2 separate regions of the Homo sapiens genome follow, and region 1 is linked to region 2. A link is an interaction called in ENCODE POLR2A ChIA-PET data of the cell type or tissue named here. Cell type or tissue: PC-9. All regions are shown on one strand. Each heading gives the region's core, and the rest is flanking DNA. Links, peaks and the distances in the headings are about the cores only.

Region 1 (4,391 bases), core at 152-4,151, 1.4 Mb before region 2:
ACGCCTGTAATCCCAGCACTTTGGGAGGCCGAGGCAGGCGGATCACCTGAGGTCATGAGTTCGAGACCAGCCTGACCAACATGGTGAAACCCCATCTCTACTAAAAATACAAAATTAGCCGGGCGTGGTGGTGCGTGCCTGTAATCCCAGATACTCAGGAGGCTGAGGCAGGAGAATTGCTTGAACCTGGGAGGCAGAGGTTGCAGTGAGCCGAGATCGCGCCACTACCCTCCAGCCTGGGCAACAAGAGTGAAACTCCATCTCTAAATAAATAAATAAAATAAAATAAAATAATTCTCCTTGTTTATTCTGCTCCAGCCACCCTGGCATTGTTGTTCTCAAACTCACCAGCCATCCTCCCACCTCAGGGCCCAGGCACTTGCCATTCCCTGTGCCTGGAAACTCCCTGGATGGCTAGCCACAGCTCATATGTTACCTTCTCGGAGAGGCCTCCCTGATCAGGCTATCTACAATAGATCCCTGCTCCTTCAGGCCCATCCTTTCCTCTCCCTTACTCTGCTTTAACGTTCTTCAAAGTTCCTAATGCTACCTGACACGTTACAGAGTGATGTGCTGTTGCCTGCCCATCCTCTCCACTGGAATGTCAGTTCAGTGAGGGCAGGGACCTCGTCTGTGTTGTTCCCTGCCATAGCCCTAGTGCTAGGACAGTGCCAGGCATGTAATAGGTGTTCAGCAGATATTTAACGAATGAAAGAATAAATGACTGCCTGCATGAACAAGTCACCTTGCACAGTGCCTGGACCACCACAGGGGCTCAGCAAATAGGAGTTTTTTTGTTTGTTTGTATGTTTGAGACAGAGTCTTATTCTGTCGCCCAGGCTGGAGTGCAGTGGTGCAATCTCGGCTCACTGCAACCTCCGCCTCCCGAGTTCAAGCGATTCTCCTGCCTCAGCCTCCTAAGTAGCTGGGATTACAGACACCTGCCACCAAGCCCTGCTAATTTTTGTATTTTTTGTAAAGACAGGGTTCACCATGTTGGCCAGGCTGGTCTTGAACTCCTGACCTCAAGTGATCTGCCCTCCTCGGCTCTCAAAATGCTGGAATTACAGGCATAAGCTACCGCACTCGTCCAGCAAATAGTTTTTTTTGTTTCTAATTTGGAGATGCTGAGAGAGGCACAGAGCGGGCTTGGACTGGGCTTCTGGGAACAGGTGGAGCTGAAAAGAAGAACTTAGATGAGACCCAATGCTACCCACAGCCTGTTCTGAGGTCAAACACCACCGGGCATGACATTTAGTTAAAAGCGGGGCTTCGCCGTCAGAGAACTCCCTGGCCTGAGTGGGGCCTCCAGCCCTGCCATTGCAAGCCCTGCTCTCCAATGTCCAATGAGCTGGGTCAGAATAGGTAAGGGGATTGGGATGGGCCTGTTCCTGAGACTGGACAGACTCCTCCACCCTCACCTGGGCAAGGTGCCCAGCTGGCCCCAGCAATGGGATTGATAAGAGGCTCTCTGTCTCTGCTGCCTGACTAGTCACCAGGACAGAGTTTGCAGTAGACCTCTAGGCTGGGTATGGAATGAGATTAGGCCCCAGCCAGAGGAACTACAGGACAAGGTCATGAGTCTGTAGCCCTGAACTGTGCCACTGAGGCCTGGCATATCCCAATTCAGAACAAGATGGGCTCCAGCATTATGGAAGAAAGCCCAGGTTCATCCCCTTAACTGTGTAACTTCTGGCAAATCACTCAAACTCTCTGAGCCTCAGTTTCCCCACCTGTCAGGGGGAAATAATAATATCTACTGTAAGATGTTGATGGGATGATTATTAAGAATAATAATAGTTACCACTTACTAGCTCTTTGCTATGTGTGTTTGGGGGCAGGGGTTGTTACAATATCTCATTTGATCCTCAAAAACTCCCTAATGTTAGATGCTTCTATTTTGGTTTTTTGTTTGATTGGTTGGTTTTTTGTTTTTTTTTTTAGATGGAGTCTGGCTCTGTTGCCCAGGCTGGCGCACAGTGGCACTATCTTGCCTCACTACAACCTCTGCCTCCCAGGTTCAAGTGATTCTCCTGCCTCAGCCTCCCAAGTAGCTAGGATTACAGATTCGTGCTACCACACCCAGCTAATTTTTTGTACTTTTTAGTAGAGACTGGGTTTCACCATGCTGGCCAGGCTGGTCTTGAACTCCTGAGCTCAGGCAATCCACCTGCTTCAGCCTCCCAAAGTGCTGGGATTACAGGCATGAGCCACCGCACTGGCCCTATTTTGTTTTTTAAAGATGAGGAAATCAAGGTTCAGAGAGGGTAGTGATCAGCCCAGAGACACACAGCTCAGAAGAATCAAAGCAAAACTGAATTCATGTCTGCGGGTTGCAAAGCCCTATGTTAACCACCATCTAGAAAATGTACTTAAACCCCAGCACCTGGCCAGGCACAACCAGACCCCAAATAACTGTGAATATTTTTCTCCTTCCCTGAGCTTCAGGTCTGGGGGCAGGTGAGCACGGCTGTAAGGACTGGAGGGACAAGGAGCCAGGTGGCCCTTACACTGGGTTGAGGCTACAGCAACGGCCCCACCCTAGCCCCAGCCAAGCACAAGCAGCCTGGGCTGGTTTTCCCGGTCTTGACACCTCCTCCCTGGCCAGGGCAGGCTGAGGTCACCCGAGTAGAGGAAGTTCAGCCAGGTGAGCCTGCTGCTTCCTCACAGCTTTTCCACTCACCTTTTGGCCAGGAATTCCCCGGAGCCCCTGCCCAGGGCCTGCGAGGTTACGCCACCATCCGAGCTGCTCCCTCAAAAGGGGACAGCCTAATTCACGCATGACCCACACCAATAAATCAGGGAGGGGCGGGGGGGTGGGGACACTCATAAATCCATATCAAACAGTCCCCAAATTATGACAGATGACATGGCAGTCATAAAATTGCACAAGCAAAACTCACCAAGTCATTAATTTCATGGCCGCAGAAAATAAACAGACACATTTTCTCGCGGCCCTAATAAATTTTTAAAAACTCAAAGAATGGTCCATCTGCTTCGAATAATTTTTAATTTCCTATTCTGTCTCATTCCCATTAGCTATTCCACTGAGATATTTGCTAAATTCTTTCATTTACCTCCTCCCATCTGTATTCAATTACCCTGTTCCCAAATAGAGTGAGTTTTTGTTTCTCCTATGTGCGGGACAAAATACCCCCACCTGTACCTTAAAGCAAATGTTATGTGTGTTTTATTATCTGTTAGACCATATGAGTCATTCTAACTCGATTGCCTGTGCGGAAAGGCTTGGAGAGCAATGTGATTTTGATGTTTTCTGGCTTGGTTGGAAAACACCTGCCCGATTCTCAAAGCTAATCTATTAACGTGGTAAATGCTGTAGCAGATGTTCCTGAGTGAGCGAGGGGCTGCGCCGGGCTATGACCGGGCCCGACGTGTCGGGTGCACTATGGAAATGTTCAAAGATCAGAGGCCAGCAGCGCCACTGGGGGCCGAGCTGTAACGAAGTCACATTTTCCGCTGGCCCCCGGGCTCTGGCTGCCTGGAGGCTCCCCGCTGCCTCCGTGGGCTCTCAGCAGCCACTGGAGCTGGCAGGATATTTCAAGGTCATCTGGTCCACCCCACCCCCATGTTTTACAGAAGACAGACTGAGGCCCAGAGAGGAGGTATGCCTTGCCCAGAGTCACACAGCATACTGAAAAAGGAGAGCACCCTTAGAGGTCAGAGGTGGGTACAGAAAGCTGAGACTTGTTTTATGGAGCTGAGATGGAGGGAGGGAGAGGAAGAGAATTCTATGGGCACTTCCTTCCCCTAATGCCTTCTACCCAGCAAACAAGATCATTTAGAGATTTTCAATCTGAAATTCTCCAAGGCCATCTTTCCTCATTCTGCAGCAGTTGGGCCAGGCCTGTGACAGAGCACAGAACCAAGAATCAGCCAAGGAGCCAACGGCTTGCCCAGGGTTAGGTTGGTTTCAACACTGTATGCCCTGGCACATGCAATGCTCCTTTTGCAAAGCCCCAGGAACACGGGCTTCCAGGCTGAGCTGCAAATCTTAGGAGGAATCATGGTCTCCAATGCTACGCATGGCAAGATCCATGTAGCTGCACTATGAGTGCCCACACCCCCTCAGTCCTCAATATTTCCATACACACTGGTGGCTTCATACTATGGGTGCCTACAATACTGCCTGAGAGCTCCCTCTGGCCTGGGATCATGTTCAGTCAACCCTCAGGACAAGCTAGAGGTGCTAGGGACTTGATGCCCACAAAGCAGCCCTAAAACAATGACGAATGGGAGTTGGAGTATAAATACCCCAGCTCCCTCACCTCATGGATGGGACAATTCTGAGACATGTCCTACATCAGTGGTTCTCAATCTGAGATGATTTTGGACTCCCGGGGACATTTGGCAATATCTGAGACATTTTGGTT
Region 2 (4,391 bases), core at 71-4,070:
GCCACCATGCCCAGCTAATTTTTTGTATTTTAGTAGAGAAATACATGTTTCACCATGTTGCCCAGGGTGGTCTCGAACTCCTGTGCTCAGGCGATCCACCCACCTTGGCCTCCCAAAGTGCTGGGATTACAGGTGTGAGCCACTGTGCCCGGCCAAGCCCAGGAGTTTGAGGCTTGATTGCGCCACTGCATTCCAGCCTAGGCAACAGAGTGAGACTCTGTCTAAAAAATAATAATAATAATAAATAATAATAAATAAATAAAAAGTAGGGCAGGGTAGGTGGCAGGCACGGTGGCTCACCCCTGTAATCCCAGCACTTTGGGAGGCTGAGGTAGGTGGGTTGCTTGAGCCCAGGAGCTCGAGACCAGCCTGGGCAACATAGTGAAACTCCATTTCTACAAAAAATTAGCCAGGCATGGTGGCACATACCTGTGGTCCCAGCTACCCAGGAGACAGAAGTGGGAGGATCACTTGACCCCCAGAGGTTGAGGCTTCAGTGAGCCATGATCATGCCATTGCACTCCAGCCTGGGTGACAGAGTGAGAATCTGTCTCAAAAAAAAGTAAATTTTATGTTATGTATAATTTACCACAATAAAATAAATAATAATTTTTAAAATGGTAAATTTTGGCTGGGTACAGTGGCTCATGCCTGTAATCCCAGCACTTTGGGAGGCCGAGGTGGGTGGATCACCTAAGGTCAGGAGTTCAAGACTAGCCTGGCCAACATGGTGAAAACCCTGTATCTACTAAAAATACAAAAATTAGCCAAGCATGGTGGTGGATGCCTGTAATTCCAGCTACTTGGGAGGCTGAGGCAGGAGAATCTCTTGAACCTGGGAGGCAGACGTTGCAGTGAGTCAAGATGGTGCCACTATGCTCCAGCCTGGGCAACAGTGCCTGAGACTTCATCTCAAAAAATAAAAATAAAATAAAATAAAATAAAATGGTAAATTTTATGTTGATATATTTTGCTACAAAAAAAGTTACCCAAAACAAAAGGATCCCACAACAGAAGGATCTAGCAGACTCTGAGACTGAGACTCAGAGACGTGAGAAGACAGCAGCAACGACATTCAGTGATGTGAACTGAGATGGGGGTGGGGACTGGGATGGAGATAAAGAACCTGCTGGCAAGGGACAAGGATCAAGTGTGAGTGTTAGAGATGAAAGAGAAGTTGACCCAGCTGGGCACTATGGCTCACACCTGTAATCCTAGCACTTTGGGAGGCCAAGGCGGGTGGATCACGAGGTCAGGAGATCGAGACTATCCTGGCTAACACGGTGAAACCCTGTCTCTACTAAAAATGCAAAATATTAGCCGGGCGTGGTGGCGGGCGCCTGTAGTCCCAGCTACTTGGGAGGCTGAGCCAGGAGAATGGCGTGAACCCGGGAGGTGGAGCTTGCAGTGAGCCGAGATTGCACCACTGCATTCCAGTCTGGGGGACAGAGTGAGACTCCGTCTCAAAAAAAAAAAAAAAGAAAGAAAGAGAAGTTGACTCAAATGGAGTTCTGCTACGGATAGGGCTGACAATTTTCACCTTTCTTCATAATTGCCTTCTCTGTCTCCTGCCCCCTCCACACGGGGTGGCCATGTGTATGCACCTCATTTTAATTATTTTTTCTTTAGCAATTTGAAAGCAAGACATTGAGACACTTCACCCCAAACACTTCAGTTTATATCTGTTAAGAACAAAAATTTTCTCATAAATAACCACAATAATATCACATCTAATACAATTTAACATTGAGTATGGAGAAAGAAATGGGGACTGGCAGGTCTAATTTTAAAAATGAACTTTGAGTCTGAGTCTTTTTTTCTTTGGCAGGCACATGGATTTCTGTGTTTATCACCCACAGGGTTTGCGGTAGGATGCTTCTGAGACCTTCTTCCACTGGCCACTGGTCAGTCCGCAGTTGCCCTCTGAGGCTTCCTGTCTCCTTTTAGAGCTGACAGACACCACAGTGAGTCAGTTCTGCCAAGGCTTGACTCATTTTTAACCCAGTTTTGGTGATCAAACACAATACCCTGGAATTTGGCACTACAGCTCAAAAGGTATGGCGGGCCCATGGTTAGAAGACTGGGCTCCAGCTGCTTCCTGTTGCCCCATCTCATTTCTTTATAAAGATTGGAGTGAACTGCAATTAAAGTCAGAGAGACTTGGGTTGAAACTCTGGCTCAAACTCTTGTTAGCTGTGCTACCTTAAACACATAAGCCGTTAACCTCCATAAGCCATGGTTTCCTCTGTGAGATGGGGCTATCAAGCTCCATAGCATTGCTGTGGGGATAAGATAGCTGGTGCATGAAGAGCTTCTTGGCACTCTGCTTGTCATGAGGGAATTCCCCAGTAAGCTAAGGTTATTGTTATCACCACTACTATTAGAACCCCGAGATCCTTTGTTTTGCTCACTCTGTTACCCATGCTGGTTTTGAACTCATGGCTTCACAAGGGCAACGGAGACCTATATGGGGAGCTTCAGCCACCCAGGCTCCTGTAGTGCTGGATTTAAAGCTGGAAGACCTGAATCTGATCTAGTTTCCCCCATTTACTAGCTGTGTGGCCTTAGGCATTTTTCACAAGTCTCAGTTTTCTCGTGTGTAAGATAGGATGATTATGTAAAGTTGTAAATGTCAAATGAAATAATGTGTGCAAAAGCTTTATAAATAGCCAAAACTAATAATAAAAAAAGGCATAGATGCACAGATGTACAAGGTACTCAGGATCAGAAGCAAAGACATACCTGGGCCAAGGTTAGGGTCAAGATGGGAATCAAAGCCAGGCATGGTGGCACATCTGTAGTCCCAGCTACTCAGGAGGTTGAGGCAGGAGGATCACTTGAGGACAGGAGTTTGAAACTGGCCTGGGCAACATAGCAAGATCCAGTCTCCAAACATTTTTTTAAAATATGTATATATGGGAATCAAGGTTGGGATTGCTGGGATCGGCACCAGGGCTGTAAAAGCAATTGTGATCAAGATCAGGGTTGGCACTGGGGTCAAACAAAGCTTTGGGCGAGGACAGGGAAAGTATAAGGAGCAAGGTCACAGCAGGGAGTTGGGTGGGGTTTTTGGGTCAGGATAGGAATCCAAACTGGGAGGTGCCCACTGTCTGAGCCCCGAGGGGGTACAGTAGGACTGTGTAGTGACTCAGCGGCGGCTACACTGCCTTGGTTAAGGCTCTAATCCGATGATCTTAGTTTGGGGGAAAGTAGAGCGTGGGATTTAAAAAATCCTTGGAGATCTGCAAAAGTACAGGCCTTTGGCAAGTCCGTTCCATTGGAGTAGTGCAACCATCTCATTTCCTTCATCCTTCTTCCCCACCCCCAGTAGTTAAGTCGGATCAAGTATTAGCCTATCTCCAGGGACATCCTGCACTGTGCTGGTCCTCATGGCTCTGACCATCCCTCTTCCATCCATCATCCATTATCCGTCATCCACCTAGCATCATTTATCCATCAACCCAAGATGTACTGAGTACTTACTATGTGTCCAGCACTGTGCTAGACTCTGGGGATCCAGCAATGATAAAGGCAAGCCCATAACCTGTCCTCGTGGAGCTTCAATTCAGAGGGGAGCCAGATAATACAATGGATTTCCACCTTCTGCATTTATGGGAATAGTGGCAGATTCTAAAATCAGTCTGGGACATAAAGATAGCCAACTTATTCCTGCAAATCCCTTACATTACCAGGACCTAGGCATTCAGAAGCACAAAAGCCGAGAAATAACATCTATTTCTCTTTGTACTTTGGTTGTGACCCTGGGGCAGTAGCTGTCAAGATCTGGCTTTAACGGTGGCATGTGACTCTAAATAAAGGAATTTCTTTGTTTTGGGCTTTTTCAGCTGAGTGTGTGGTCGGGTTTGAGTAAGTAAACTGCATTCATGATGCAACCACAGTGTAAATACAAATTCAACCAATATGTAAGGAATGATAGTGAATATGCTAAGAAGGAATACAATGGCCTGTGCGAATGTACAGCAGAGGGACATAACCTGGTGAGGGGCGGAGGAGCGGATGAAGTGGAATATCCCACTGAGGAGGTGACATTGACACTGAATCCTGAAGAATGGCCACGAGGGAGCCTGTCGTAAGGGGAAAAAGAACTTCCCAGGCAGAGGAGTTGACATGAGGCAGAAAGGAACTCAGAGCACTGTAGGAACTGAAAGCCAGTCAGGTACAAGACGTCAAAGAGATAACGAAGGGCCTCCTCTCATCAGTCCTCAAAGTGAGGCTCTATTTCACATGCTCTGACACAGTGCACTTAACTGCATAGAGGGAAGGCAGTCTGAGATTCAGGGAGCTAAATAATTCAGTTGCAGGGCTAGAGAAACAAAAATAATCAGTCAACATTTTTTCTTTTTTTCTTTTTTTTTTTTCTGGAGACAGGG

The links. Peaks named below come from ENCODE experiments on the same cell type or tissue, not always from the same donor. Only the 100,000 strongest peaks of a DNase experiment are listed, where the experiment ranks them.
Region 1: POLR2A ChIA-PET joins it to region 2 with 9 read pairs; 2 of 35 experiments call an interaction of 5 or more read pairs at or near these places.

The regions. Positions count from the first base shown.
Region 1 is chr10:75,261,091-75,265,481 of GRCh38, reverse strand. No RefSeq gene overlaps it. Among named protein-coding and RNA genes, the nearest start is that of COMTD1, 27 kb to the right of the region's middle. RefSeq lists an enhancer at 2,395-4,042. In PC-9, for the core only: no CTCF peak of the experiment used is centred there; DNase peaks (open chromatin) are centred at 1,461, 2,631 and 3,221; H3K4me3 peaks cover 459 bases; H3K27ac peaks cover 3,781 bases.
Region 2 is chr10:73,892,327-73,896,717 of GRCh38, reverse strand. No RefSeq gene overlaps it. Among named protein-coding and RNA genes, the nearest start is that of PLAU, 17 kb to the left of the region's middle. In PC-9, for the core only: no CTCF peak of the experiment used is centred there; DNase peaks (open chromatin) are centred at 1,987, 3,107 and 3,837; H3K27ac peaks cover 3,162 bases.